Regions from separate parts of the Homo sapiens genome. Here region 1 is linked to region 2. A link is a loop called in an ENCODE intact Hi-C map of the cell type or tissue named here. Cell type or tissue: heart right ventricle. All regions are shown on one strand. Each heading gives the region's core, and the rest is flanking DNA. Links, peaks and the distances in the headings are about the cores only.

Evidence for each region. A loop is a pair of places that touch in the nucleus more often than their neighbours do. Peaks named below come from ENCODE experiments on the same cell type or tissue, not always from the same donor. Only the 100,000 strongest peaks of a DNase experiment are listed, where the experiment ranks them.
Region 1: a loop joins it to region 2, with 1.8 times the contacts of the local background. A loop is called at or near these places in 10 of 110 quality-filtered maps.

The regions. Positions count from the first base shown.
Region 1 is chr16:1,534,755-1,549,174 of GRCh38, reverse strand. The region is part of intron 19 of IFT140 (intraflagellar transport 140); the gene reads left to right. TMEM204 (transmembrane protein 204) reads right to left here. Exons shown (of 3, transcript NM_024600.6): 2 at 7,099-7,254. Among named protein-coding and RNA genes, the nearest start is that of TMEM204, 8.3 kb to the right of the region's middle. RefSeq lists an enhancer at 6,052-6,754. In heart right ventricle, for the core only: a CTCF peak has its summit at 5,375 (motif pointing right); a DNase peak (open chromatin) is centred at 5,584; H3K4me3 peaks cover 2,172 bases; H3K27ac peaks cover 2,500 bases.
Region 2 is chr16:1,416,141-1,430,560 of GRCh38, reverse strand. LOC105371044 (a long non-coding RNA gene) reads left to right here and starts at 1,802. Exons shown (of 2, transcript XR_932996.3): 1 at 1,802-2,149; 2 at 2,280-5,010. UQCC4 (ubiquinol-cytochrome c reductase complex assembly factor 4) reads left to right here and starts at 9,814. Exons shown (of 2, transcript NM_001272051.2): 1 at 9,814-9,869; 2 at 9,949-10,809. The coding sequence starts at 9,838. The coding sequence ends at 10,315. RefSeq lists enhancers at 1-687, 9,122-9,524, 8,814-9,667, 9,641-9,800, 10,051-10,100 and 2 more and silencers at 1,640-1,689, 1,720-1,879. In heart right ventricle, for the core only: a CTCF peak has its summit at 1,878 (motif pointing left); no DNase peak of the experiment used is centred there; H3K4me3 peaks cover 1,061 bases.

The sequences.
Region 1 (14,420 bases), core at 3,947-6,446, 120 kb before region 2:
TTTGGAAGGTTAGGACAGCGCCCTCGGACGCCAGTGAGACCCAGAGGCGCCACCAGGCCCTGAACCTCATGAACCTGCGCGGCCCTAGGCATGCGGTGAAAACGGGACGTTGCCCTCGTCCTAGCACCAGAGCAGGCAGGGGCACCGCTGCTGGAGAGCGCCAGGTGGCTCCTGCGGAGGACGGTGGCCCAGATCCTACCCTGACGAAGAAAGGTTCACGTCGTGAACAGATGCCTGGCATGAGGGAACCTTCCGTGTGTTCCACCTGTCAGCAGTAAAAAGCCAACAAATACACGGAAATGCAGAGGCGCCTGTAGCTACATGCCTCGCTGTGCTGCTCTAACCTTGGCCTCCAGACGCGCGTAAGAAGGTGACTGAGTCAGCTGCATGATCGCACTGCGCTGTGGATGCCGTTCTGAAGCCTTTTACTTCTGTCCTTCCCACCTTCCCTACGTGGGGGAGATGGGAAGGGGTGGAAGGAGACAGGGCTGGGGCTGGCCCTAAACCTTTGAGTTTTCCATTCTCCCACCATCTTTATATTAAGATTCCCTCTCTCCTCATTGTCCTGTTTCCTGAAGACTTTTCTCCCAAAACTTCAATCATGTTCATCAGTTTGTCTAGAAACAAATGTAAGGGAAGAGTTTTAGCAAACACGAAATTCTGCCCATGGAATCAATTCCATTTCATGAAGTTGTGTTGCCAAAGCAAACAACCTCTTCCTGTGAGCCGCCCGGACAGTGTGAATTACAGCTCTGCAGCCCAGCCAGCCCTTTCCCCTCTCCTTTCCTTCCTGCGGCTTCTTGGGGCTTCAGCTTCTGTCACAGGCCTTCCTTTTGGAATGGCTGTCACACATGCACACAGGTGGCAGAGTGGAAAGACCCCAGGGCTGACCCCTGATGCTCTTCGTACAGCTGCAGAGCTAGCAAACTGGGTGCAACTGGCTCTAAAGAGAATCTATGCGGAGCAGACGGCCCCCTGGCCACCTCAAGTCCCTGCTGGGGCTGGCATTTCCCACCTGTGAGCAACAAGATGACGGTGACCCAAACAATCCTCTCTAGAGGGAGAGGCCCTGGGAGGGAAGAGCGAGAGGCTCCGAAGCTCTCAACAGCCAAAGTTGGAAGGGAAAGAAGAGACGAAGGGACATAAACTGATGCCTGGGGAGTGGGTACCAAAGACAGGCAAGCGAGCTATCCAGACCAGGCTGATTGCAGTGGCCCACACCTTCATCCTAGCACTTTGAGAGGCTGAAGCGGGAGGATCACTTGAGCCCAGGAGTGTGAGACCAGCCTGGGCAACGTGGCAAGACCCCATCTATGCTTTAAGAAATAAATAGATGATTTGCCAGGCACAGTGACTCACGCCTGTAATCCCAGCGCTGTGGGAGGCCAAGGTGGGTGGATCACCTGAGGTCAGAAGCTTGAGACCAGCCTGGCCAACATGGTGAAACCCCATCTCTACCAAAAATACAAAAATTAGCTGGGCATGGTGGCTCATGCCTGTAGTCCAGCTACTCGGGAGGCTGAGGCAGGAGAATCACTTGAACCTGGGAGGCGGAACTTATATTGAACCCAGATTGCACCACTGCACTCCAGGCTGGGTATCGGAGTGAGACCCTATCTCGAATAAATAAATAATCCAGACCAAGCAAAGAACCGGGTTATTGTAAATAACAAAAAAGTGTATATTTCCACGAGACGATTCCCAAGTCTAAGAGAACAGCAGACTTTCTCACCAGCGAGCAAGATTCCATGTCAGTGAGTATCAACCCTGCTGGCCATTTAAGGACTGATAAAGTCAGCGTCTCCAGGAAAACCTAAATGCCATTTTGAAGGCAGTTCAGAATAAAACACGAAGAGCGGACTTCTACAAGTCAGCTTCTCAGTGTGTCACGGGGCATCGGGACGGACCAGTGCCATCCATGGTGCCCTTTCTAGTGTCCTTCTGGTGCCCCGATGTCATGTCCAGGGAATTTTGGGTTATATGCCACCATTTTCCAAAAAGGATTGGAAGTCATTTATACAAATTACAAGGTAATGGGGAGTGGGAAAGAGGGACTGTTTCAAGGAAGAAGCAGGCGAGAAGCCTTCGGCATCATGCCCACCTCTCTGGCACCAAAACAAGGGGAAACCCAGCTAAGCCCAGCATACTTATAGCAAAGATGCCACAGGTCCCCACACGGATGCAGAGAGTGTCATGTGAGCACCGACTGGGGGACGGCGGGGACTTCACTGGCTTGACCCCATTGCATGGCCACGACCTCCTCATGCTAGCCCAAGTAAGACAGCACAGCTGCCCTGGGGCTCCAGCAACAGCTGAGGAGTTGCCCATTGAAGATATGACTCAACCCAAGTACAGAGCTCTGCAGGGCTGCTGGATCAAACCACCGAAAAGTGTTCTCTTCAGGCCGGGCTCAGGACAGCAGACCCTGAGGCCCGGGCCCTGTGTGAAAGCCAGAGCTGCGGGCGGGAGGGCCCTGCTCCATGAACGGATCCTGGCAGTGTTCTTGCCAAGAGGACAGTTTGCGCCCCCGAGGGAGACAGGCCTAGGTGGGGAGCACAGGTGCTGCACCAGGGAGCACGTGGGATGCGCCTCGGGCCTGAAGCTTCTCAGCATGCATGTTACCCAGCAGGGCTTCAGAGAGACGCTGGAATAACAGCTGCGAGCATTGCTGACGAGGGCACATCTGTGCGCTGGAGTGGTCACTCTCCACTGCACAGATCACACCAGGGGAAGGGGGGCTCGTCCAGGCACTCACAGCTGACCAGGGGCAGAGCCAGGAGCAGAACCCAGGCCACCTGCTCTGGGCTCCTGCAGAACCAGCCAGCGATCCAGCTGGGAAACACCTGAGGGCTCGGAGCATCCTCAGGCACCGGAGAGTGCCAGGGAGCCTCCCGGCCTAGGCTGCCTGCAGAAGTCGCCCTCAGCCTTGTGCCACTCAGGCGTCAGGTGCCAGGGTCATGCTGTGGCTGCAGCCATCAGAGGCTGTAATGACCTTTTACCTTCCATTGGCAACTTGCCCTGACCCCCTTCAATACTCCTTTCCCTCTCTGCCCGTGCCTATCTGCACAAATCAACAAGACCACAGACTGTGAAAGAACAGAGGTGCAGTGCAGAGAAAAGAGGCCACGAGGAGGAGAGGGGAGAAGCTAGGGGTCTGTGGAGTGAGCAGAATGCAAGCTCTGAATAGAATGCCAAGGGCAGCGGCAGCCAAGCCAGGACAGTGGGGTCCCCGCACATTTCAGCTGCTCTCTCTGGGTGTCAGAGCAGGGAAGAGGGAGCCTTGAGGGGCGAGGAGGGTGGTCCCTTTGCAGACCCAGACGTCGTGCTGAGCATGGCACTGAGCCCAGAAACATTCATGGAGCGAGAGCAAAAGCACAGGCCCCATCGCCTCTCTTTGGAGCTGACAAGGAGCCTTCCTTTCAGTGTGCTGCACTCTGGCTTTCCAGGGTATTCCAGCCTCCCCATAATTCCATGTACTTTTCCTCCTTTCATGAGCATCTTCTCTCCCCACTGCCCACCCCACCTCTGCCGAGCCCTGGGATCGAGGTTCACTTGCATAACAGGTAATAGCAGGCGTTTCCTTGTCCTGTGACAGGACATCCTGGCGCCCTTCAGTCTCTCCCTGACTGTTTAAAACAGACGCGAGTACAGGAAAAAAAACCCGACTCTAAAATTAGCAACATGATAGAAGAAAGGCACATAGCTACTTTCTGTCCTGTTTGTCAATGAAACAAGTCTAAACAGGGCCAAAATGCATTTCCTTTTTGGGCAAAACAGACCCGTTAGGGGTGATGGTTGGACACTGAGGGGGAGAGGTGGCCTGTGGGGGCAAGAAAAGCCACCGAGACACCAGGGGCCCTCTTGGTGCTGCTGGCCCTCGCCCTGGTGCCTGCCGTTCTGGCGGTTGTTGAACAGAGCCTGGTCCAACCTTGTCAGAGGTCGTGTTGGAGCACAGTCCCGCCCCCGCCACCATCCCTCCTGACCAGGACAGGCCTCCGAAGGCCTCCAGCCCTGTCCCCCGGGAATGCTGTAAGACAGCTCGGTTTAGTCCATCAGGGTGCTCGCCCCCATGTGTGATTTTTTAAAATACATTTAGAAACACTATCTTGTCCTGAAATAAGATTTTGCAGGAAGTAAGCTGTCATTTTCGACATGCCAAATCCACAGTAGTCCTAATAATTCTAAACAAGAGTTTCAAGGAGATTTATTAAGAAATGCAGTGATCTGGGCCGGGTGCCGTGGCTCACGCTTGTAATCCCAGCACTTTGGGAGGCCGAGGCGGGCGGATCACAAGGTCAGGAGATCGAGACCATCCTGGCTAACACGGTGAAACCCCGTCTCTACTAAAAATACAAAAAATTAGCCAGGCGTGGTGGCGGGTGCCTGTAGTCCCAGCTACTCGGGAGGCTGAGGCAGGAGAATGGCGTGAACCCGGGAGGCGGAGCTTGCAGTGAGCCGAGATCGCGCCACTGCACTCCAGCCTGGGCCACAGGGCGAGACTCCATCTCAAAAAAAGAAAAAAAAGAAAAAGAAATGCAGTGATCCAGCTGGGCGCAGTAGCACACGTTTGTAATTCCAGCACTTTGGGAGGCTGAGGTGGGTGGATCACCTGAGATCAGGAGTTCGAGACCAGCTGGACCAACATGGTGAAACCCCGTCTCTACTAAAAACACAAAAATTAGTGGGGCGTGGCCAGGCGCGGTGGCTCACGCCTATAATCCTAGCACTTTGGGAGGCCAAGGTGGGCGGATCACGAGGTCAGGAGATCGAGACCATCCTGGCGAACATAGTGAAACCCCATCTCTACTAAAAATACAAAAAAAATTAGCCGGGCATGGTGGCGGGCGCCTGTAGTCCCAGCTGCTCAGGAGGCTGAGGCAGGAGAATGGCGTGAACCCGGGAGGTGGAGCTTGCAGTGAGCCGAGATTGTGCCACGGCACTCCAGCCTGGGTGACAGAGTGAGACTTCGTCTCAAAAAAAAAAAAAAAAATTAGTGGGGCGTGGTGGCAGGTGCCTGCAATCCCACCTACACGGGAGGCTGAGGCAGGAGAATCGCTTGAACCCAGGAGGCAGAGGTTGCAGTGAGCCGAGATTGCGCCACTGCACTCCAGCATGGGTGACAGAGCAAGACTCCATCTCAAAAAAAAAAAAAAAAGAAATGTAGTGATCCATTGGGTTATCTTACAGAAGGAGTTATTTTCAGAATCAAAAACTATTGCTTTTGCTTTCTCTATGCCGCTAAAATATCTTTATTCTGACCCAGCATTTCCAATTACATTTTCAAAATCTTCCATTTCCTTCTTTAAGCCACGGCATTTCCGATTCCTGCACGCGGTAGAGATTGGCCATTTCAGTGAGACAGGAAAACCACTTCTCTGTTTTATGGCCCTCGGGTCAGCAGAGGGCCCCGTGGGAGCTTTCCTAGCCTGGGTACCTCGTTGAGAGTCTCATGTTTTCCCTGCAGTCATGCAGGAGGGGAGGAGGCGGAGTCAGTCCTAGGTCCCACATCCCTGTCTCATTCGTTCTTACAGTCAGTTGGGTGGGGGCAGAAATTACCCTTTTCGAAGTTGGGCATGCAGAGGCTCACGTTAGTTTAGTCATCTGCCTGACCCCACGTCGATGGTGATGGAGCCAAGACACAGCTCCAGTTCCAGGCTCCACGCCCTGTGCTCTTCCACTGAAGCCTCGAGGCCCCTCCCTTCCCGCCCCTACCCGCCAGGGGAAGTGACTTGCCCAGGGCCACGCCATGCTATTAATAGCGCTCAGAGAGCCCGGCCTGACTCGCTCAGGGCACTTTCCAGCACAGGAATACCTGCCCCCACAGTCTGTCAGCCTCCTTCTGGAAATTGTATTTCTTAAGAAAGATAAGGGCCCAGGATCATTATTCCTAGAATGATTCACTCTGGACTTCCTGCCACTTCCTCTGTGGGAACTGCAGGGCAACCTGCAGAACGCTGCACCGGCCTCGAGGAGGAGAAGGAGGGTGCGGGCAGCTCCGTGCTGGTCATGCTCAGCCATGGGCCGACATGCTCGCTTTCTCTGTGTCCCTGTCTCTGCGGGCACCGGGCTGACCTGTCCCAGTGAGCAGCAGGAGACCTGAGCCTGCCCCAGATGCCCACAGTCTTCAAACCTCTCAGTCAGCCACAGAAGACCAGCAGAGCCCCCTGGGGTCGCTGGGGGTCATGGCTGGACACTGCTGTGGCTCAAGCACTTGTCTAGAACACCGCAGGACCCTTCCATAGGTCGTTGACGACAACTCCATCACTGTCACCCTCTATGACGCCAGGTCTTCTCAAGACCTGTCCCAGGTTGCTGGGTCTAGAGCGTTGAGAGGAGGCTCTGAGCACCAATGGCCCCTCGCCTGCAAGGCCGGGCCTCCTCCCCAACTCACATGGCGGCTTGGGGAAGCCAGGGCCTCGTGATGGTCCTGCCGTCTGCATCAGTGTCCGAGCCAGGCACACAGCATGTGCTCGTGCAGGCACCTCACTGTCGGCTCAGGCAGTGTGGAACGTGCTAGCGTGTTCTCACTCTGTCTTGTCCCGCTCACGGAAAGGGCCTGCGCTGACCCCAGGCTGACCCCAGGCAGGTCCTAGGAAGCTGCGTTTATAACAGAGCACATGCCTTGGCCTTCCTAGGCCTGACCTGTTCTAGGCCTCTTAGCTGGGAAGGTCAGGGCCAGGCATGGGCTCTTCTGCCTCTGCCCAGGGGCTGCTCCCCACCAGCTGCCTCAGCATTGAGGAAGGGGCAGGACCCAGGCTGCCCCATGTGGACTGCACAAGGGCCAGTCAGCAATCAGACCCCACAGACTCAGGAAAGCAAAGTGCCTCAGCCTTTAAAGTGGAAAAGGGTGTGACAGACACGCCAGGTGGTCGCAGCCTCCCTGCTCCTTGGCCTGGGTGTGTTTCTGTCTTTCATCATTCTTGCCTACAGCAAGAGGGAGGGAGGATGCCCCATGGGGCTTCTCAGTGGCCTGTGGCCATGTTGAGAGGTATGGCCTGCAGCTTCCCCCCAGGCCACCCAAGGCCTCAGGACCCTCCTGTGGCACCAGAAGGCCACAGGGGGCAAGGGCGCGGTGGCCACACCCGCCCAGGTACTTACTCGCCAGTTGGAATGCAGCGGCCATGGCCTCCTCCCAGCACGGGGCGTCGGGTGACAGCAGGGGCAGGCCCACCAGCCCCAGGAGGAAGGTGAGCTGGCCTGCGGTGAGCGCGGCCGTGGCCACCAGGTTGCAGGCGCGCATCATGTCGAACTGCACTGTGGGCCAAGAGCAGAGAGGCAGTGGTGAGTGCAGGTGGGCTCCAGAGGCCACGCCAGCCGTCACGCCACTTTCGTGGTCTCTGTTTGCCTCGGAAAGGGCGGTCGGCACAGGCTGTGCCTCCATTGGGCAGTGGCTTCGGGAAGCATCACGCCCTCCCCCTCACCTGCCTGCAAGCCCTGGGTCCCATGTCTTCCTGATGGGAAGGGTTCATCCCAGCCGCCGGGCCTGGCTGCAGTGGTCGTATCCCTGCAGGGACGGGCCCTACTCTGCTATTTCTGTCTTCCTGAGACAGCTGTTCCTCTCTGCCTGACTTGACCCTTGAAGGCGCTGGCGTGGGGGTGGAGGTGGGAAGGGGAAGCCCACCAGCAACACCGGCTTCCCTGTCACTGAATTCACAGCATCCAAGACGAGGGCGCTGCCTGACCGGAGACTCCGCGGGGGGCCAGCTCCTCAGGCGTGCTGTCCTGCGTGCTCAGCTGCCCGACCCCCAAGCGGCTCATGGTGGTGTTCCCTCCTCCCAGCAGCTGAGGGACTTGGGACCGAGGAGAAGCAGCTCATCTGGGCCCCTCATAACCAGCAAGGGGCTGAGCAGGGGTCAGACATGGGTCTGAACCAGTGCCCCCCACCTGCCCCCCTCACCTCCTGGGGCCCCGTCACCCCATCTGCCACAAATCTTTCACTCAGTGGCTTAAGTCAGGGCCTGCTTCCCCACTCACAGCAGGCCTGTGCCCAGCCTTCTCTGTCCCCCACCTACACCTGGTTGCAGGAGCCAGGTGGGCAGGGCACATGGATGCGTGGTCAGGGGCAGATGGAGCCTTCTGTGAGTGAACTTCAGAGGGAGGTGCGTTTGTTGCCCTCAGGGACCAGGGCTCGTCACGTTTCTGTAGCAGAGAAATGTTCTCCCGCAAATAAAACCTTACACAGGGGCCCAAATGAGGTGGTGGTGAAGCAGTGTGTTCCCAGGCCCCTGCACGCTGCAGAGCAGACAATGTGTGTGCTGACAGACACTCAGCCTGGAGTCAGGGACTGCATGTGAAGCAACAGCCCCACAGAGTCCCTAGCCTGTCATCGCCATGCCTTGTTTTCTATTGAACAATATTTGGGAAATTCGATTCCCAAAACTAAGTCGTTATAAACAGTTGCACCTTTTTAAATGACTTGCCTTGAAATTTCAGGGCACTCTTCAGGTAACTGATGCAGGAATCTAAGAGGGAAGCAGCCTCACCACTCAGGAGCGGGTCCCCGCGCCCGCATCCATCACAGACACCAGAATCCAGGCTCAGGAGCAGGTCCCTGTGCCCGCATTCATCACAGACACCAGAATCCAGGGAGCAGCAGAATGTCCCAAGAGCCCTGAAGGTGCTGGCCTCTAGGGTGACTGCTGTGTGTCCTGGGTGGAGGCCGAGAGGGGATGGGGAGATCCTCAAGCTGCCTCCTCAGAGCACGCCTGTGGGAAGCCAGCCCAGCAGGGGAAGCTGTCGAGGTTCACGCGTGCACGGGGCAGGCACGCTGGCATCAAGGCTCAGGGGTGGTGGGGGATGCGGGCTGCTTTACTTCGTGAGTGTTTACGTGGTTAGAAGTATCCGTTGGAACCACTATTGCCAGTATTAGCAATTCCACACGGTTCAACCTCAACATTTATTGAAATGCAATCTGGATTCACAGAATAACCTCAAAGCTCTGGAGCCGAGGCATCTGCTTCCCACCTGGCCCTTGGGCTGGGTGCTGCTCCAGCGCTCACATCTGCCCCGGCCCCAGGCTGAGGTGGTGTGTGGGATCGTCTCAGTCTAGGCTTTCGGCGTCCCAGCATCCCTGGAGGCACACTGCTCCTCGCCACTGAGGGTCCCCCCGCCGTCCTACCCACTGTATTTCAAGCTGCTTCCCTCCACAGCGTCCCCTCCTGTCACTCGGGGCGGAGGGAGCTCTCCTTCCTGGATGCCAGGCTTTTCCACTGTGCCCGCTCCGGCCTGGGTGGCGCCCCCAGCCCTGAGACCTCCAGGGTGTGAGGGCAGTGCGCAGAGAGTGGAGGCATGAAGGACCCTGGGGCACGGGGTCCCCGGGCTGCTGAGGAGTCTGAGCAGCCAGCACATGGCACCATGAGCCTTCCGCTGGCAAGGGGGAGAGCGGAGCACGCTGCCTGCCCGCAGACAGGCAGGCACCACTGACAGGGCCATGGGAAGCGGCAGCAGCTGCCCCTCGCTCATTTTTCTCGCAGCAAAACAGACACCCCAGTGAGCGTCACTGCCACGTAACTGAGAGCTCACGTTCCTTCATCTCCAAAGTAACTGCAGAGTTAGAAACCATAGCGCTCCCGCGAGGTTCTCTCTAAAGAAGGAACAGAAGACGCGGGGGCTGAGAGCCAGCCTGGTGGCCAAGGGGTTCCCGTACGGACAGCGGGAAAGCCTGGCAGCAGGTGAGGACCTGGCTCAGCATGGGCATAGGTGGCCGTGGGGCCAGAGTGCTTGGAGGAAGGGGCAGAGCCCAGGGCACTGGAAATGCCAGAGGACAGCAGAGATGTGCTTGACCTCAGCCTGGCACCGTGCAACTTGCTGAGGCCTAAGGCGTGGGGCGGCATTTGCACCATGTGGCTTGCTGAGGCCCAAGGCATGGGACGTCACTGGCACTGTGCGGCTTGGTGAGGCCCAAGGTGTGGGGTGGCTTGGCACCGTGTGGCTTGGTGAGTCCTGAGGCTTGGGTCGGCGTTGGCACCGTGTGGCTTGGTGAGGCCCAAGGCGTGGGGCGGCGTGGCACTGTGCAGCTTGGTGAGGCCTGAGGCGTGGGGCCGTCTGGCACTCTGCAGCTTGCTGAGGCCTGAGGTGGGGGGCCATCTGGCACTGTGCAGCTTGCTGAGGCCTGAGGCGTGGGGCCATCTGGCACTGTGCAGCTTGCTGAGGCCTGAGGTGGGGGGCCGCGTGGCACCGTGCAGCTTGGTGAGGCCTGAGGTAGGGGGCGCTTTTGCCCTGGGTTTCTCACCTGCCCTAGGGCCTGTGCAGATGGGACCAGCAGGAGCCAGGGTTGAGGCAGACACTGCCCTGGCTGACTGGCAGGACCTTCCTGACTGCTCCAACGGACTCCACAGCCAGCCCCAAGCAGTGACCACGTACAGCCTGCAGGGACCGGAGTGAGGCCTGCATTTTGAGGGCGTCCTGTCCACACATTAGGGACGTGTGTGAGCTCTGGAGGCCCCTTCCAGCAGGATCTGTGGCACGGTGCTGTGCCATCTTTGCTCTTAACTGTCTTGGCAATGACTTCCATTCAGAAGCCTCTGCTTCTCTAAACATTGCAAAATGAGGGAGGCATTAAAACATCACGCAGAAGGTCATGTTCGAGAGAGGAGCAGCTCAGATTCCCTGCCCAGGGCTCTGCGCTCTGCCCTGGAGGGGAGGAAAGACCAGAATGAAGGGGGAGGAGGGATGCAGAGCTGCCCTGGGAGGAGCATAGCCCAGAATGGCATGACCGAGGTGGGCTTGAGCACCAGGCACAGCTGCACGTGTAGTTGTGGTGAGGGTGAGTGACCAAGGTTCCTGGGAGCTGGGAATAAGCAGACGCACCCCTGACCTGTCCTCTCGCCCTCAGCCCTGGCCTCTCAGCCTTCCTTCCTCGCAGCTCCAGGCACACAGCCCTGTGCCACACACCATGGCAGGGGCTCTGTGCAGCAGCCGTGCCCCACAAGCCACTCTGCAGCCTCCAAGTCCCCAGGGTGCATGGCTCACCACAAGGGCACCCACAGACCCACCGCCCTGCCAGGAAGGAGGCACTCCTGCCCGAGCCTTCCTGTCTGAGCCACGCTCCCGCCTGCCCCAAGAAAGCTGTTTGGAGCTGGCGTTCACTGCTTGGGTGTTATACGGGTTCCTGGGGTGCTGCCTGTGTGCGTGGCTCTGCGTGGCTCTGCGTGGCTGTGCGTGGTAGCAGCTGACTTTTAAAGGTGTCGGTGAGAACGTGGTTCAGCTGGGTCCTGGCCGAGCAGGGGGTGAAGCCCGGGAGCTCTGTCCTCCACCTGTATTCAGGCAGGGTCTTACGTGCCCGTTTGATGTGTGGCGGGGCATGCGTGGTGACGGAGCCACGTGGAGCCACCGGAGAGAGGGGTGGGGCTCCCCCTCAGCTAGCGCCAGGCTCTGGCTCGCCTGCCTCGAGATTCAATCACACGGTCATCTGTTCCCAAGCCACCTTGTTTCAGATGCCTGACAGAACGCACGAAATACAGAGAGATGACGTAAATATCCAAAACGAGACGAAGTGAGGAGGAGAAATTGAGACCCCCTCTGGACATGGCATGTGAGGTGGACCTCAGGCCTCCCTGGTCCCCCGAGCTCCTCACAGGGAAAGAGCACCCCTGATCCGTAATGAAAGTCCCACTCACCACAGGCCACAGGACACCCCTGGCAGGGGCACGGGAGGGCCTGAACCTGGATGAAGTCGAGACCGGGCTCCTCTGCCCTGGGTCCAGCCCTCTTTGCCCTGACCAGAGTTCAGGATGTCCGGGGCGCGTCCCCTGTCCCTCAGGCAGGCTCCTGGTGATGTTTGCGAGTGACGAGCGCTGGATGATTTTGACTCCATGTGCCCCATGGGGCAGGGCCTCAGGGCACAGAGCCGTCCGGAGACATCCACGCGGGCCTCAGCGACATCCGGAAACCCCGAGGGTGGCCTGGTGTGCGTGAGGAGGCACGCGGTGTGGCGTTGTCTTCCCTGGCCTGCGTGAGGAGGCACGCGGTGTGACGTTGTCTTCCCTGGCTTGCCCCACCCCGACCCTAGACTGGTTCTCGGGATGGAATTGTGAGCAAACCAGCACCCAGCCTCACAGCACAGACGGTCGCAGCCCATCATACGTGCTGGGTGATTTTACAAGGAACACTGGCCAAGGCAGGAAGGAAGACGCTAGGAGCTGGCTGGACTCAGTGGGGTGGCCAGGCTAGAGCTGCTGCCCCCAGCCAGGGCTGACTCCCAGGCCTGCCTAGGTCACACGGCAGGATTTTGCAGAAAGGTTCATAGGCTAGCTTGATGTGCAGTGGTGGCAGGTAGCAGCCCCTCACCCGATTGGGGACATGGGTGCACGTGAGTGGGGGCAGCGAATGTTGCTGTGGACAGAGGGGCCACCCCGTGGGAGAGCAGCACGTGGGCTTGGAGAGGTGGGCACCAGTGCAGATGGACGTCGGTGAAGGAGAAGGCGAGAGAGGCAGGAGGAAGACACCAGCACGGCCAAGGGAGACTCTGGGCGCGTCCCCGTGTTGGGGCCTTGGGGGATGTGGTGGCTGCACTCCAGCCTGGGTGACAGAGCAAGACTCTGTCTTAAAATAAATTTTAAAATTAAAGAAAAGTTACCCGTTGAGCCTGTTCCTTTTCCTGAGCTGAGTCCCGTTTACAAGGAGCTTCCGTGACGCTTCCCTTGTGTGGACAAACCTTCGCTGCTCAGGTTCACTGAGGGTCAGCCACCTGCAGATGCCATACAAGTTGCAGGAGGATGTTGTAAATATTGTCCAAGGGGCTGACCAGGGCTCAGGGAGGAGCAGTGGACGCAGGCAGGTGAGCAGGAGGCAGTCCAGGGGGCTCTGTGAGGGGCCTCGTGTGTCCTGCTGGCCTGAGGTGAGCAGGCCTAAGCAAGTGGACAGCCGGGCGCCTGGGACGGATGCATAGGTCGTGCCAGAGGCTACACGCGGCCCTGTGACTGGAGGAACGCAAGAGGTAGCAACAGGGAGGGGCGCCAAGGCTTCCAGCTGCCCTGAGATTGGGCTGCCTGGGCCACCTGTGGGTGTTGGTGGCAGCAGTTAGGAGGCCTGGAGGTGCAGAGCTGCGGCCAAGGGCCGGCTGGGAACTCCCTCCCCCGGGGGTGCTCTGTGGGCTGGACGCCAGTGATGGTCCCAAAGCACATGAGCGCCCGGCCCCACCTCCAGGGGCCTAAAGCCGCTGCCCCCGCGAGAGGTTCAGCACAGTAACGGGGCTGCGGCTCCTTCTTCAGCAGAGCAGGCAGAGTCTGGAAGAAGGGCGCCTGGCCGGAGTCACGCGGAGACCCAAGCCTCGGGCTTCCCATAAGACACCGAGTTCTGAGAGCCGGTGGAAGCTTTGAAGTTATTCATAGGCTTTGATCTTTTTAAAAGACGGCTGTTGGTCCCTGCTGGTGAAGGATGCGAGAGGAAGTGCGCAGTCCAGGCTGTGCGGTGCAGCCGAGGGCCTTTGAGTGGACAAGGGGGTTGAATTCCCTCGTGGGACCTTGTCCAAGCCACATGCCTTCTGCAAAGCCTCAGTTTCTTTGCCTGTGAAGTGGGGATGACATTCCCCGCTGAGGGTTCTGAGCGCGGCAGGTTGGGGATGGAGCTGTGTGGTTGAGGCACACGTGATGTGTGTTACCCCAGTACTCCGGGACTCCCTCGGAAGCCTGGAGCAGAGGCACTGCCTCAGAGACCAGCATTATCTTCAGAGCAGAAGGAGCGTCCAACCCCGAGTCTGTGAGGCTCTGCAGCAGAGACTTGGGGTGTCTGCGAGTCAAAACCTTGCTGACAGTTTCAGAGAGTCGGCCTTTGGGAGACCTTGTGTCCCTGTGCCGTGACTGTTGAGATGACCCCATGGGCTGTAAGCGCCTTCCTATTTATGCAGCCTCACACCTGCCACTCAAACCCCACGGTGCGGTGGCATCATTCTGAGCCCCTTCCTCTCCTCTGCAACCACTGAGCATCCCTGTCCCCTTCCGAGCGTCCTGGCCTCCCTGTCTCCTTTCCAGCGTCCCATCTGAAGCTCATCCCTGGGGATCCTGCTGCTGCTCTCTGCCTCAAAGACCCCAACAACCGTGAGAACAAAGCCAGAACTCACCCGTGTATTTTTAAACTTCTTGTTTATTTTACTCATGAGTAAAGAAAGAGCATTTTCATTTTTTTTTTATGTTCAGAGACAGGGTCTCTCGCTATGTAGGCTAGGTTCGTCTTGAACTCTTGGCCTCAAGCAGTCCTCCCGCCTCAGCCTCCCAAAGCGCTAGGATTACAGACGTGAACCACTGCGCCCAGCCGTAATAATTATTTTCAACCAAGGAAAAATGCCTTTCCTTGATTTGATTAATGTACCCATCTCTTAACTATGTGTAACGGCAGAGAGGCCCCCCAAATGCCTGAGATGAATTCCTGTGTAAAAGAGCTGGAGGCAGATTCTGTGCTGAGCAGGAGGAGTGTGTGGGGCC
Region 2 (14,420 bases), core at 663-3,162:
GACAGCCATGACCATCTCCACTGGCCCAGTGGTTACCAGGACGCCTGCTGGGCTGCTGCCGCCCACCTGCCCAGAGCTCAGAGGTGTTTGCAATTGATCCTTAATGGCGGAACCCCCTTCTTCCCCAGGCTTCTTCCCAGGGGCCTTCCTTCCTCAGCTGCAGCCACCCCTGGGGTGGGAAATGGGGGGCTGGGAACCCTCCCTTCACCTACTGCTCCCAGGAAAGCCTCCCCCAGAAGCGTCCCCAAGGGCTTCTGCCGCTCCCACCGACTCCCTGGCTCTTCCTGGGTGGCCCCAGCTGGTCCACTGTGGGGGCCATGTTAGCTTCCTTGGACTGCTGTGACAATGACCACAACTCAGGCAGCCTGGAACACAGGTCAGGAGGCCAGAGGTCCTGGTCCAGGGCCTCCAGGAGTGGCTCCTTGCCTCGTGGTTGCGTCTCCCCAGTCTCTGCCTCTGTCCTCACGGGGTCTTCCCTGTGTGTGTCCTCTGCCCTCCTAGGGGGACCCCGTCCCTGAATTTAGGGCCAACGCCCACCCAGTGTGCCCTCAGCTTCACCAGTTACACTTGCAGGGTGCCCGTTTCCAAATGAGGTCCCATTCGGAGACTCAAGGTAGACACGCATTGTGGGGACATGGCTCAGGTCGCACAGGCGCCACCCGCATGTGACTGTCCCTGACCTTGGCATTCGCCAGGTGTGCCCCCGCTTGGCACTGTACTCCCCAGAGCAGCCCCAAGTGGCCCAGGTTGGGAGGACTCCACAGTGTCCTTCCCAGGGACTCTGGCTCTGAGGACGGGACAGCAGCCCCCAGCCTGGCCTGGCCCCAGCACCCCCTGTCCCGAGCCCCCAGCTCCTGGGCCTTCACCTTCCAGGGGCCAGGAGGGTTCTGGATGCTACCCCCCACCCCGGTCCTCACCCCTACGCTCCAGGCGTCCCCCAGTCAGATGGGAGACCAGCTCCTCTCACCCAGTGACATCCAACACACAGAGATTTGGACACAGGCCCAGCCCTTGTCTGCACCTGGGGACCTCTGGCCCCGCCTTGATTTCTTGGGCACCCGGAGGGCAGGAGATCCCAGGGGGCCTCAGGCAGTCAATGCAATCACCCAGTGTCCGGGGCTGCAGTCAGGACCCCCAGCTTCCAGGGAAGGGACAGGAAACGAAAAGTTCAAACTTAAGAGTAAGATTCTGCAGAGGGCAGGCCGGCGGCCTCCACATGGGTCTCATGGTGAGGGGTGGGGTCACCTGCAGGTCCCAGGAAAGGCTGCTGGGAGTGGGGACAGGGACAGCATCGGCACAGCCACCAGTTACGGCTTCTCCTTACTGCTCCTTCACAGGCAGAAGCCGAGCCGACGCCCCGGTGAGCTCACAGCCCAGGTGACCCCATAGCCCAGTGAGCCCACAGCCCAGCGACCCCACAGCCAGGTGACCCCATAGCCCAGTGACCCACAGCCAGGTGACCCCATAGCCCAGGGAGCCCACAGCCCAGGGAGCCCATGCCCCAGGTGAGGTGCATCTGGCCGTATTCAGCCCTGAGTGTCCAAACCATGTAGGGGCCTCTGTCCCTGGCTTCATGGGGGCCGCCCTGAGACTCCAGGGTCTGAGGATGCTTGGCCAGGCCCTGGCTGTGGGGGGCTTTGCCAGCCTCACCAGCTCCCCTCTGATCCAGCTGTGGCTGAGGACCTGCGGCTGCCTGGGGTTCAGGGCCCTAGGCCCCCATCTCTGACCAGATACAGCCCCTGGCCCTCCCGACCCGGGGAGCTTCCGGCCGGGGGCCCTGGGTGCGCCCGCCCTCGTGGCTCAGAACCCCGGGGCCGGACCTGCAGAGGGTGGGGGTTCTGCCGCTCCTGGCAGTGGCTGCGGCGCCCTCTGCCGCATGCTGTGGAATGGCCGGGGCCTGCGGAGGGAAGGGCGGGAGCCAACCCGGCCTGGGGTCTGGGCACTGCAGGCCTCCATCTTGCGGGTCTCAGCAGGGATGGGGTCAGCCGGGGCCCCGAGGGAACTCCAGTGGAGGACCCAGAAGGGCCTCTGGGCCCCTGTGTTCTGTCCTGAAAGGCGCGGGCGGCAGGAAATGGCCAGCCCAGGCTTCGGGCGCAGGTGGACCTCAGCTCGGCCTCGTCGGTGCTGGTCACTGTCCTGGACGCCAAGGGTGAGGAAATGAGACCCAGCCCCTCGTGAAGGAGGCGTGTGCGGGGGCTCGGCGGGCATTGCCCTCGGGAAGCGGAAGGGGTTCCCGCGGAGCGGACAGCCTGGAAACACCGGCCCTGTGATGGCCCCAGGACGTCCGCGCCCGAACCCCCAGCACCGACACAGCTGAGGGACGGCGGGCGTGGCTAAGCGAAGGACCTGGAGACAGGCGGTCACCTGGTGGATCCTTGTTGGAGGGAGGCAGGAGGCTGAGAGGATGGAAGAGGCCACGCTGCTGGCTTTGGAGCTGGAGGCAGCGGCCAGGAGCCGGGACGCGGGAGCCTCTGGATGCTGGAGGGGGGTGAGCCGTGGCTGCCTGAACCTCGGCGCTTCCCCCGCCCCTGGAGAGAAAGCCTCAGAGGGGTGACCTGCTTCCCCAGCAAGGCCGCACGCTTCTCCCGCCCCAGGGCCCTGGGTTTTCCCGCTGTCCTCTGACTCGGGTGCTGGGGGCCTGCCTGTGACCCCGCCCGTGACCCCACCTGTCCCGGAGCTGTCTGGATGCTCGTCTCTGCCTGACAGGAGACCACAGAGAAAACCCTAGTCTGGAATGGAAAATTCTAGAGTGGGCGCAAACCGGAGCAGACAGGCATTTGGGAGGAGGTGCTGGGGCAGAGCAGTGTGGGACTGTCATGGACACCCGGGGAGCTGGCCTGAGGCTCAGGGGTGACAGTGCCACTGCACCGGTCCAAGCAGGCAGCGAAGGGGAACCCAGGGGTGGCCGGAGGGGCGAGGGTGGGATATGGGGACCCCCTGGGGGACGGGTGGATGAATTAGCTCCTCGCTAATTAGCCCCCTACCCCTGAGTTCTGAGACTCAGGAGGCCTTCAGGAGGAGGTGACTGCGGTTTCTGGTGAGGCTGGGTGGGGCAGCAGCCTCTGGGGCATCTGGGATGGTGGAGAAATGCACGTCCCACACCACTGCCTGCCTGTGTCCTGCCTGGGGTGGGGGGGGCGGCCGGGGCCAGGCCGAGGAGCACAGGAGGCCCCGGCAGTGGGGCTGGGCCCGGGCGTCTTCCAGCATCTGCGGCCAGCGCGCCTCTCGTCGGGGGGCAGCATCGGGCCCAACCGAGCTCCCGGCCCACAGCCCCGCCGGCTCCCACCCTTGCTGTGGGGCCTCAGGCCTGGGAGGAAGGCGCTGCCCTTCCGAGTGCAGCATGCCTGCTGTGCCCACGGACCCCAGATTGATCTTCCTGGAGAAAATCAATAGCTCCAATATGCCAGCTCTCAAGAGGCTCTGCGGCTAGTCACCCGCCATTAGGCACACGAGGGCTGCAGCCTCCGCCGCCCATTAGCGGGACATTAGGCCTCCCACGAAATTTCTCTGTGTGCTTTGAGATAATGAAGGCCGAGGTGTTGGTTTACGTCCCTGGGGGAGGGGGAGGATGACAGCAGCTTTCTGGGCAGGGCCAGTGCCAGCTCCACATGGACTCACCAAGGAGAGCAGGGCCCCGGGGACACAGGCGCCCCGGCACATCCGGCTGTGGCTTTTCCCACCCGGGGTCAAGCAGACACACAGCATTCGGGGGGCGGGAGGGAGTCAACGCCCACCAGTCAATGGCCACTGGGGGCAGATGGGCACCACGGGAGCCGGCGGTGCGCTCACGCCTGGAGTCCCAGCTCCTCCAAAGTGTTACATTAGATTTAGTCGTTAGAAGAGATAGTAGATTTAGTCGTTAGTAGAAGTGTCGTTAGATTTAGGGCCCACCCTGGTCCAGAAGGGCCTCGTCTTAACTAATGACATTGGCAAAGACCCTGTTTCCAGACAAGGTCAAGTTCTTGTGTTCTGAGGGGACGTGAATTTGGGGCACTGCTGAACCCGGGGTGGCGTCTTCCAGTCCTCACAGTGGGCTGAGTGGGACGGGGGATGCCCATTTCACACTCTTCCCAGGTGTCTCATTTCTGTTTGAGACTGAGATTAACTTGGTGGCCTGGCCCCTCAGAGGCTGGCCCGCCCCCCGAGTGAAGCCTCAGCCCCTGCCTGTACCTTCCAGCTCTGCCCCTGACTCTGCTGTCCTGGGGCAGCTTGTGCGCAACTGCCCAAAACCACAACAACCAGGAAGGTGCACCAGCCCAACCCAAAGGCTCCATGGCTAACCAGAGGGCCCTTCGATTTCCACCTCCTTCAGGAAGCCCCCCTGGGCTGCACACCAGGATGAGGCTGACCAGTCCTCCCCAACCACACTTTGAGCCCCCTCCTCCCACAACAGTGGGTGCTCCCAGGTCCCTACAGGGGGACTGGTTTGGCAGTGATTCCAGGTGGGGTTCTGGGGTAGAACAGGTGGGGCAGGGCCCGTTGAGGAGGACCTGGGCAAACAGGTGCCTCTGTTGACACAGCAGCCCCAAACACAGTCTGGGGCCAGGCCGCCCAGGTGTTGCTGAGCTCAGGACACCTCCAGCCCCCCTTCCTGGCCTTGATGCCAAGAGTTCCTGGGGGAACAGAACTGGTCCCAGATCTGGCGCTTCTTCTGCTGGGAAGCACGTGCAGGAGCCGGTGCTCCAGAGGCGAGCAGATTCTGGCTCAGGGGAAGGGGCTTGTCCAGGGCCATCCGGCCACACACAGTGCAGCAGATGGGCCGAGGTCCCCGCCACCACCCGGGCGACAGGAGGGGTGACCTGCACCGGAAGTCAGGAGCAGGCCTTCTAGCTCCAGGGCCATCCTGAGAGGAAAGAAGCACTTCACCTTTCCCCATTCATTGGAGGCACGTCCAGGCTTCCAACTAACCTCTCTACGGGAATGAATGTGAATTCCTCTCAAACTCTGGGCATAAGAAATGACACGTTTTTGTTACATAGACATATTGCAAAAATAAAAAATAAAAAGATGTATTGGGTGTGGTGGCTCATGCCTGTAATCCCAGCACTTTGGGAAGCTGAGGCAGGCAGGTCACTTGAGGTCAGGAGTTCGAGACCAGCCTGGCCAACATGGTGAAACTATGTCTCTACTAAAAATAAAAAAATTAGCCGGGCATGGTGGTGGGTGCCAGCAATCCCAGCTACTCGGGAGGCTGAGGTGGGAGAATCACTTGAACCCGGGAAGCAGAGGTTGCAGTGAGTTGAGATTGCACCACTGCACTCCAGCCTGGGTGACAAGAGCGAGACTCCATTGCAAAAAAGATAAATAAAATAAATTTTTAAAAGATGGAAACACACACACACACAGAAATGACATGTTTTCTTTTTTTTTTTTTTTTTTTCCTGAGACAGTGTCTTGCTCTGTCGCTTAGGCTGGAGTGCAGTGGTGCGATCTTGGCTCACTGCAACCTCCACCTCCCGTGTTCAAGCAGTTCTCCCACCTCAGCCTCCCTAGTAGCTGGGACTACAGGCATGCGCCACCACGCCTGGCGAATGTTTGTATTTTCAGTAGAGACGGGGTTTCACCATGTTGGCCAGGCTGGTCTTGAACTCCTGACCTCAGGTGATCTGCCCACCTTGGCCTCCCAAAGTGCTGTGATTACAGGTGTGAACCACCATGCCTGGCCTTATTTTCTAAATTTAAAAAAAAAAAAAATTAGGCCTGGCACAGTGACTCACGCCTGTAATCCCAGCACTTTGGGAGGCCAAGGCGGGAGGATCACGAGGTCAGGAGGTCGAGACCAGCCTGGCCACTATGGTGAAACCCTGTCTCTGCTAAAAATACAAAAATTAGCTGGGCATGGTGGTGGGTGCCTGTAATCCCAGCTACTTGGGAGGCTGAGGCAGGAAGAATCACTTGAACCCAGGAGGCAGAGCTTGCAGTGAGCCCAGATTGCGCCACTGCACTCCAGCCTGGGCAACAGAGCAAGACTCCATCTCAAAAAAAAAAAAAATTACCCAGGCATGACGGCACCCACCTGTAGTCCCAGCTACTTGAGAGGCTGAGGTGGGAGGATGGTGGGAGCCCAGGAGGTCGAGGCTGCAGTGAGCTATGACGGCGCCTCTGCACTCCAGCCTGGTCTTTTGAACAAGACTTTGTCTCAAACAAAAAACGGGGGGGTCCCGTTGCTTTGGGGTGCTCCTTGTCAAGCCTTCATGGTGAGGGGTTAATGCAGCCGCCGGAAGGTTTCGTCCCGCCTGCTGCACAGACAAAATCAATTCACTGAGACCACAGCATTGCAGTAAAGAAAGACTTTAATTGACTTGAGGCAGGCCCCGCCACTCAGGAGACGAGTCATTACACACATCAGTCTCCCCAAAGGCGCCAAGGTTCGGGCTTTTCAGGCACTGGTGAGGCTGCTCTGTCTATGGAGTAGCCATTCTTTTTTTTTTTTTTTTTTGAGATGGAGTTGCCCAGGCTGGAGTTTAATGGTGCGATCTAGGCTCACTGCAACCTCCGCCTCCCAGGTTCAAGTGATTCTCCTGCCTCAGCCTCCGGAGTAGCTGGGATTACAGGCGCGCACCACCATGCCCTGGAGTAGCCATTCTTTTACTCCTTTACTTGCCTAATAAACTTGCTTTCACTTTACTCTATGGACTTGACGTGACTTCTTTCTTGCGTGAGATCCAAGAACCCTCTCTTGGGGTCTGGATCAGGACCCCTTTCCTGTAACATATTTCTGGGGAACCACAGAAGAGACTGTCGTGTGGAAGCCCCCTTCCCAAAGGCTAACTTTGGGAAAGTGTTGGGGTCCTGTAACATCTTTCTGGTGAACCCTGAAGGGACAATACTCAGGGGACCCCAGACCCAAAGGAAATAGAAGACTCTGCAGCCCTGATTGGACGACTCTGGGTAAGTGGCAGGTCTCCGGTAAAGAATGGGAGTGGGGCCGGGGCACAGTGGCTCACACCTGTAATCCCAGCACGTTGGGAGGCCGAGGTGGGCGGATCACAAGGTCAGGAGATCGAGACCATCCTGGCTAACACGGTGAAACCCCGTCGCTACTAAAAAATACAAAAAAAATTAGCCTGGCTAACACGGTGAAACCCCGTCGCTACTGAAAAATACAAAAAAAATTAGCCAGGCGTGGTGGCAGGCACCTGTGGTCCCACTACTCGGGAGGCTGAGGCAGGAGAATGGCATGAACCCGGGAAGTGGAGCTTACAGTGAGCTGAGATCGCGCCACTGCACTCCAGCCTGGGCGACAGAGCAAGACTCCGTCTCAAAAACATAAAATAAAAAATAAAGAACGGGAGTAGGGTAGAGGCCCAACTTAGGGGAATTAGAGTCTCTCCTAAAACAGAGAGGGGCATGGTGGCTCACGCCTATAATCCCAGCACTCTGAGAGGCTGAGGTGGGTGGATCACTTGATGCCAGGAGTTCGAGGCCAGCCTGGGCAATATGGCGAAACCCCGTCTTTACTAAAAATACAAAAAAATTAGCGGAGTGCAGTGGCTCACCTCCCAGCACGTTGGGAGGCCAAGGTGGGCAGATCACCTGAGGTCAGGAGTTTGAGACCAGCCTGGCCAACATGGGGAAAACCCATCTCTACTAAAAACACAAAAAAATTAGTTGGGTGTGGTGGTGCCCACATGTAATCCCAGCTACTTGGGAGGCTGAGGCCGGAGAATCGCTTGAACCCGGGAGGCAGAAGTTGCAGTGAGCCTAGATCCCACCATTGCACTCCAACCCTGGCGATGAGAATGAAACTCCTCCTCAATAAATAAATAAGTAAATAAATAAAGGCTGGGCGTGGTGGCTCACGCCTATAATCCCAGCACTTTTAGAAGCCAAGGCCGGCGGATCACCTGAGGTCAGGAGTTCGAGACTAGCCTGGCTAACATGGTGAAACCCCGTCTCTACTAAAAATACAAAAATTAGCCAGGCTTGGTGGTGGGCGCCTGTGGTCCCAGCCAGTCAGGAAGCTGAGGTGGGAGAATCACTTGAGCCCGGGAGGCAGAGGTCTAAGTGCCGAATGGGTTCAACTTGCCTGCTGCCTAGAGAGAGCCAATTTATCAAGACAGGGGGAGTGCAATAGAGAAGGAGTAATTCACGCAGAGCTGGCTGTGCGGGACACAGGAGTTCTATTATTACTCAAATCAGTCAGCCGGAGCATTTGGGGATAGGAATTTTTAAAGATAATTTGGAGGGTAGAGGCTTGGGAAGTGGGGAGTGCTGGTTGGTCAGGTTGGAGATGGACTCACGTTCAGACTCTTCTGTTCCTGGCGGGCATGGCAGAACCGGTTGGGCCAGATGACCGGTCTGGGTGGTACCAGCTGATCCATCCAGTGCACGCTCTGCTAAATATTTCAGGCACTGATCTTTGAGCTTAGGTTTTTGTTGTTGTTGTGCTTTTTGAGACAGAGTCTTGCTCCGTCACCCAGGCTGGAGCACAATGGCATGATCTTGGCTCACTGCAACTTCCACCTCCAGGGTACAAGCGATTCTTCTCCTTCAGCTTCCCAAGTAGCTGGAACTACAAGCGAGCGCCACCACCCCAGGCTACTTTTTGTATTTTTAGTAGAGACAGGGTTTCACCATACTGGCCAGGCTGGTCTCAAACTCCTGACCTCGTGATCCACCCGACTTGGCCTCCCAAAGTGCTGGGATTACAGGCGTGAGCCACCACACCCGGCCTGATCTTAGATTTTACAATAGTGATGTTATCCCCAGGAGCAATTTGGGGAGGTTCAGACTCTTTTTTTTTTTCAGACTGAGCCTCGCTCTGTCGCCCAGGCTGGAGTACAGTGGCTCCATCTCGGCTCACTGCAACCTCTGCCTCCCAGGTTCAAGCGATTCTCCTGCCTCAGCCTCCCGAGTAGCTGGGACTACAGGCGCCCGCCACCACGCCCGGCTAATTTTTTGTATTTTTAGTAGAGACAGGGTTTCATCGTATTAGCCAGGATGGTCTCGATCTCCTGACCTCATGATCTGCCCGCCTCGGCCTCCCAAAGTGCTGGGATTACAGGCGTGAGCCACGGCGCCCGGCCAATTTCTAATTTTGCAGCTGATTTATTAGTCCTGCAAAGGCAGACTGGTCTTCAGGCAAGACGGGGGTTTTTTCTGGAAAGGGCTGTTGACTTTGATTCAGAGTGAAACCATGAACTGAAATCCTTCCCAAAGTTAGCTCTGCCCACGCCCAGGAATGAACCAGGACAGCTTAAGGGTGGGAAGCACGACGGAGCCCCTTAGGTCTCATCTCTTCCACTGTCATTTCCTCAGTGATAATTTTTGCAAAGGCGGTTTCAGAGGCCGCAGTGACGTGAGATCGCGCCACTGCACTCCAGCCTGGGCGACAGAGAGAGTCCCTGTCTCACGAAAAGAACTAAACGGAAAAAAAAAAAAAAAAAAAATAGGGCGGTGCCACGGCCTTCGGGGAAGCCGGCAGAGAGGTGCGGGCGCCCAGCCCAGGGCAGGCGGGCAGGGCTGAGGGCGCGGATCCCCAACCAGGCCCCGCGCACCTTCATGACGGTTCAGAACTGCTCCGAGGCAAACTCAGACAACTCTCTGAGGACAACGTCCGCCCCCGCGGCGCCCGCCTCTCTTCGGGGCCAGGGACCGGGGTGTCGGTCCTATTCGAAAGGGACGGAGAACTACATTTCCCGGCATGCCATCGCGCACTCCGGGCCTGCGACGGAAAGAGCTCTTCGCAGCCGAACGTCATTTCCGCTGCGCTACTGGGACCACGTTCTGTAGTCGTGAGCGGAGGCCTGGTATGGCGCCCGGTTTCCGGTTTCCGGCGACGGAAGTGACGCTATCACGGCGCGCCAAGGCGTCAGTCGAGGAGTCAAGGCAGCAATGAATCGTGTCTTGTGTGCCCCGGCGGCCGGGTGAGCTCCTCAAGGTCTCGGAGGGCCGAGGGCAGACACCGGCGGGCGGGCGGAGCGCTTACTGCTCTCTCTCTTCCAGGGCCGTCCGGGCGCTGAGGCTCATAGGCTGGGCTTCCCGAAGCCTTCATCCGTTGCCCGGTTCCCGGGATCGGGCCCACCCTGCCGCCGAGGAAGAGGACGACCCTGACCGCCCCATTGAGTTTTCCTCCAGCAAAGCCAACCCTCACCGCTGGTCGGTGGGCCATACCATGGGAAAGGGACATCAGCGGCCCTGGTGGAAGGTGCTGCCCCTCAGCTGCTTCCTCGTGGCGCTGATCATCTGGTGCTACCTGAGGGAGGAGAGCGAGGCGGACCAGTGGTTGAGACAGGTGTGGGGAGAGGTGCCAGAGCCCAGTGATCGTTCTGAGGAGCCTGAGACTCCAGCTGCCTACAGAGCGAGAACTTGACGGGGTGCCCGCTGGGGCTGGCAGGAAGGGAGCCGACAGCCGCCCTTCGGATTTGATGTCACGTTTGCCCGTGACTGTCCTGGCTATGCGTGCGTCCTCAGCACTGAAGGACTTGGCTGGTGGATGGGGCACTTGGCTATGCTGATTCGCGTGAAGGCGGAGCAGAATCTCAGCAGATCGGAAACTGCTCCTCGCCTGGCTCTTGATGTCCAAGGATTCCATCGGCAAGACTTCTCAGATCCTTGGGGAAGGTTTCAGTTGCACTGTATGCTGTTGGATTTGCCAAGTCTTTGTATAACATAATCATGTTTCCAAAGCACTTCTGGTGACACTTGTCATCCAGTGTTAGTTTGCAGGTAATTTGCTTTCTGAGATAGAATATCTGGCAGAAGTGTGAAACTGTATTGCATGCTGCGGCCTGTGCAAGGAACACTTCCACATGTGAGTTTTACACAACAACAAATGAAAATAAATTTTAATTTTATAATATGGGATTAGATGATTCCCTTTTTTTGCATCTAGTTTTTAAAAAGGGGGTATTTGGGCAGCTATTGTTTTTTATTTTAATCTCTTCTTGTTTACCAGAGCACGTAAGTTAGTTGCACCAGCAGCTATTTTTAAAAGTTTCCTTTTCCGGTCGGGCGCGGTGGCTGACGCCTGTAATCCCAGCACTTTGGGAGGCTGAGGCGGGCGGATCACGAGGTCAGGAGATCGAGACCATCCTGGCCAACACGGTGAAACCCTGTGTCTACTAAAAAATACAAAAAATTAGCCGGGCGTGGTGGCGGGCCCCTGGAGTCCCAGCTACTCCGGAGGCTGAGGCAGGAGAATGGCGTGAACCCTGGAGGCGAAGCTTGCAGTGAGTCGAGATCGCGCCACTGCACTCCAGCCTGCACGACAAAGCGAGACTCCGTCTCAAAAAAAAAAAAAAAGTTTCGTTTTCCTTTTTTTTTTTTTTTCCAGAGTGGGAACTGAGGAAAGAAACCTACATATATATTACCGAATAGTACCAGAAATGAGGAACTTTTGCAGTTTTCTGCAAAACTTTTTAAGCAAGGCAACCATTTTCTGAGTAGAATACAACTAGTGAGTATTTCTTTTCACAAATGATGGGCACTATTTTGGGTTACCTAAGTGATTGTTTTTTGTTTTTTTGTTTTGTTTTGTTTTGTTTTTATTTTTGAGACAGGGTCTCACTCTGTCTCCCAGACTGGAGTGCAGTGGCACAATTTTGGCTCACTGCAACCTCTTGTCTCCTGGGTTCAAGCAGTTCTTCTGCCTCAGCCTCCCGAGTAGCTAGAACTACAGGCTTGTGCCACCACACCCGGATAATTTTTAAATTTTCAGTAGAGACGGGCTTTTGGCATGTTGGCCAGGCTGGTCTCAAACTCCTGACTTCAAGTGATCTCTCCTCCTCGGCCTCTCACAGTGCTGGGATTACAGATGGGAGCCACCGCGCCCGGCCCCAGATTGTTTTCTCTTTTTTTTTTTGAGATTGAGTCTTGCTCTGTCACCTAGGCTAGAGTACAGTGGCTCCATCTTGGCTCACTGCAACCTCCACCTCCTGGGTTCAAGCGACTCTCCTGCCTCAGCCTCCAGGGTAGCTGGGATTACAGGCACGCACCGCCACACCCGTCTAATTTTTGTATTTTTAGTAGAGACGGGGTTTCGCCATGTTGGCCAGGCTGGTCTCAGATTCCTGACCTCAAGTGATCTGCCCGCCTTGGCCTCCCAAAGTTCTGGGATTATAGGCATGAGCCACTGCGCCCGGTCAATTGTTTTCATACATATATACCTATACATGTTTCAGAGACATGCAGCAGATCCCAAGTGCCTCCAGGGCAGCGATCTGGGAGGGCTTTTCCAGTTGCTGACCTCACACCTGTGCCGTAGACAGACCCAAGGCCAGCTGGGGATGGTGGGCGGATCTTCCCTACTCCTGGAGTTTTCAAAGGATGGCAACAGAGCAGGTTGATAGGTGAACAGTTAATTCAGTACAGTTAGTATTTATTATTATTTTTTGAGATGGAGTCTTGCTCTGTTGCCCAGGCTGGAGTGCAATGGTACAGTCTTGGCTCACTGCAACCTCCGCCTCCGGGGTTCAAGCAATTCTCCCGCCCCAGCCTCCTGAGTAGCTGGGATTACAGGCGTGCACCACCATGCCCGGCTAATTTTTCTATTTTTAGTAGAGACAGGGTTTCACCATGTTGGCCAGGCTTGAACTCCTGACCTTAGGCAATCTGCCCACCTCGGCCTCCCAAAGTGCTGGGATTACAGGCAGGAGCCACTGCGCCCAGTTGTATTTAACTATTTTTGTAGTGTGTTTGTCTTGTTTTCCCAACTGGGCTGTAGCTTTTATTTTCCCCAGGGTACATGGCACACTGACCTCCCCAGATAAGCATTTGAGAGGGAGACCATTGTAAGCATGCTAGAACAGACGCAGCTGCAGCGATTCCTAAGATGACAAATGGCTGGGCAGGAGGTGGAAATTGTTTTTTGTTTTTTTGTTTTTTTTTTGAGACGGAGTCTCGCTCTGTCACCCAGGCTTGAGTGTGGTGGCACGATCGCGGCTCACAGCAACCTCTGCCTCCCGGGTTCAAGCAATTCTCCTGCCTCAGCCTCCTGAGTAGCTGGGATTACAGGCGTGCACCACTGCGCCCAGCAATTTTTTTTTGTATTTTCAGTAGAAACGGGGTTTCACCATGTTGGCCAGGCTGGTCTTGAACTCCTGACCTCAGGTAATCCACCCACCTTGGCCTCCCAAAGTGTTAGGATTACAGGTGTGAGCCACTGCACCCAGCCGGAAATTGTTTTAAAACAAAAATTCTTGAACGGGCGCAGTGGCTCATGCCTGTAATCCCAGCACCTTGGGAGGCCGAGGCGGGCGGATCATAAGGTCAGGAGATCGAGACCATCCTGGCTAACATGGTGAAACCCCGTCTCTACTAAAAATAGAAAAAATTAGCCAGGCGTGGTGGCGGGCGCCTGTAGTCCCAGCTACTCAGGAGGCTGAGGCAGGAGAATGGCTTGAACCCGGGAGGTGGAGCTTGCAGTGAGCTGAGATCATGCCACTGCACTCCAGGCTGGGCGACAGAGTGAGACTCTGTCTCAGAAAAAAAAAAAAAAAAAAAAATTCTTTCAAGGAAGATGTTAACCAAACCATCTCAAAAACAAAAACAAAAAATTCTTTCAAGGAAGGTGTTAACCAAATGGTCACGTCTAAGCTGATGAACTGTCTATATAACTCAGGTACCACCCTAGACTTTAAAGAACATTTCTTCCAAAGCATGAAAAAACATGATACTTTCAATCCTTAAGTCTTACATCAGTTTCCTTTGATTTCTTCAAGGAAGATGCCCCCAGGGTGTGGAGGAACAGCAGGTGTCTTCACTCATACCTTTACAGCAAAGATCCCCAAATTCCTAAACCCTAAGGCTCCAAATCTGTTTCCTAGCTTTAGCAGGCTCCCTAGACACCTCTGCTGGACAGCTCACAGGCTCCTTAAACTCCAAAATGGAATTCATCTCCCCCAAACCTGTTTCTTCTCCCTTGCTCTGTATCCTTGCAAGCGAGAGACCTGGGCGTCACCCTAGACTCCCTTTCCATTCCTAGCACCTTGGGAGTCTTCAAGATCTGTTTATTCGTCTCTGAAGAATTTGCAGGCCCTGCCCTTCCTGCTTGACTTCATTTTCCTGCTTGACTTCACTTGAAAATATGTTCTTCATTATCATTTTAAGATTTAAATGTAATGTTTGTAGAGATAATTCATTAAGAAAATGTGATCCTGGCTGGCGCGGTAGCTCACGCCTGTAATCCCAGCACTTTGGGAGGCTGAGGCAGGTGGATCACCTGAGGTCGGGAGTTCGAGATCAGCCTAACTAATGTGGAGAAACCCCGTCTCTACGAAAAATAAATTAGCTGGGCGCGGTGGTGCATGCCTGTAATCGCAGCTACTCAGGAGGCTGAGGTAGGAGAATTCCTTGAACCTAGGAGGCGGAGGTTGCAACAGTGAGCCGAGATCGTGCCATTGCACTCCACTCTGGGCAACAAGAGCAAAACTCCTTCCTCCCCCCGCCCCCCGCCAAAAGAAAAAGAAAATGTGAAC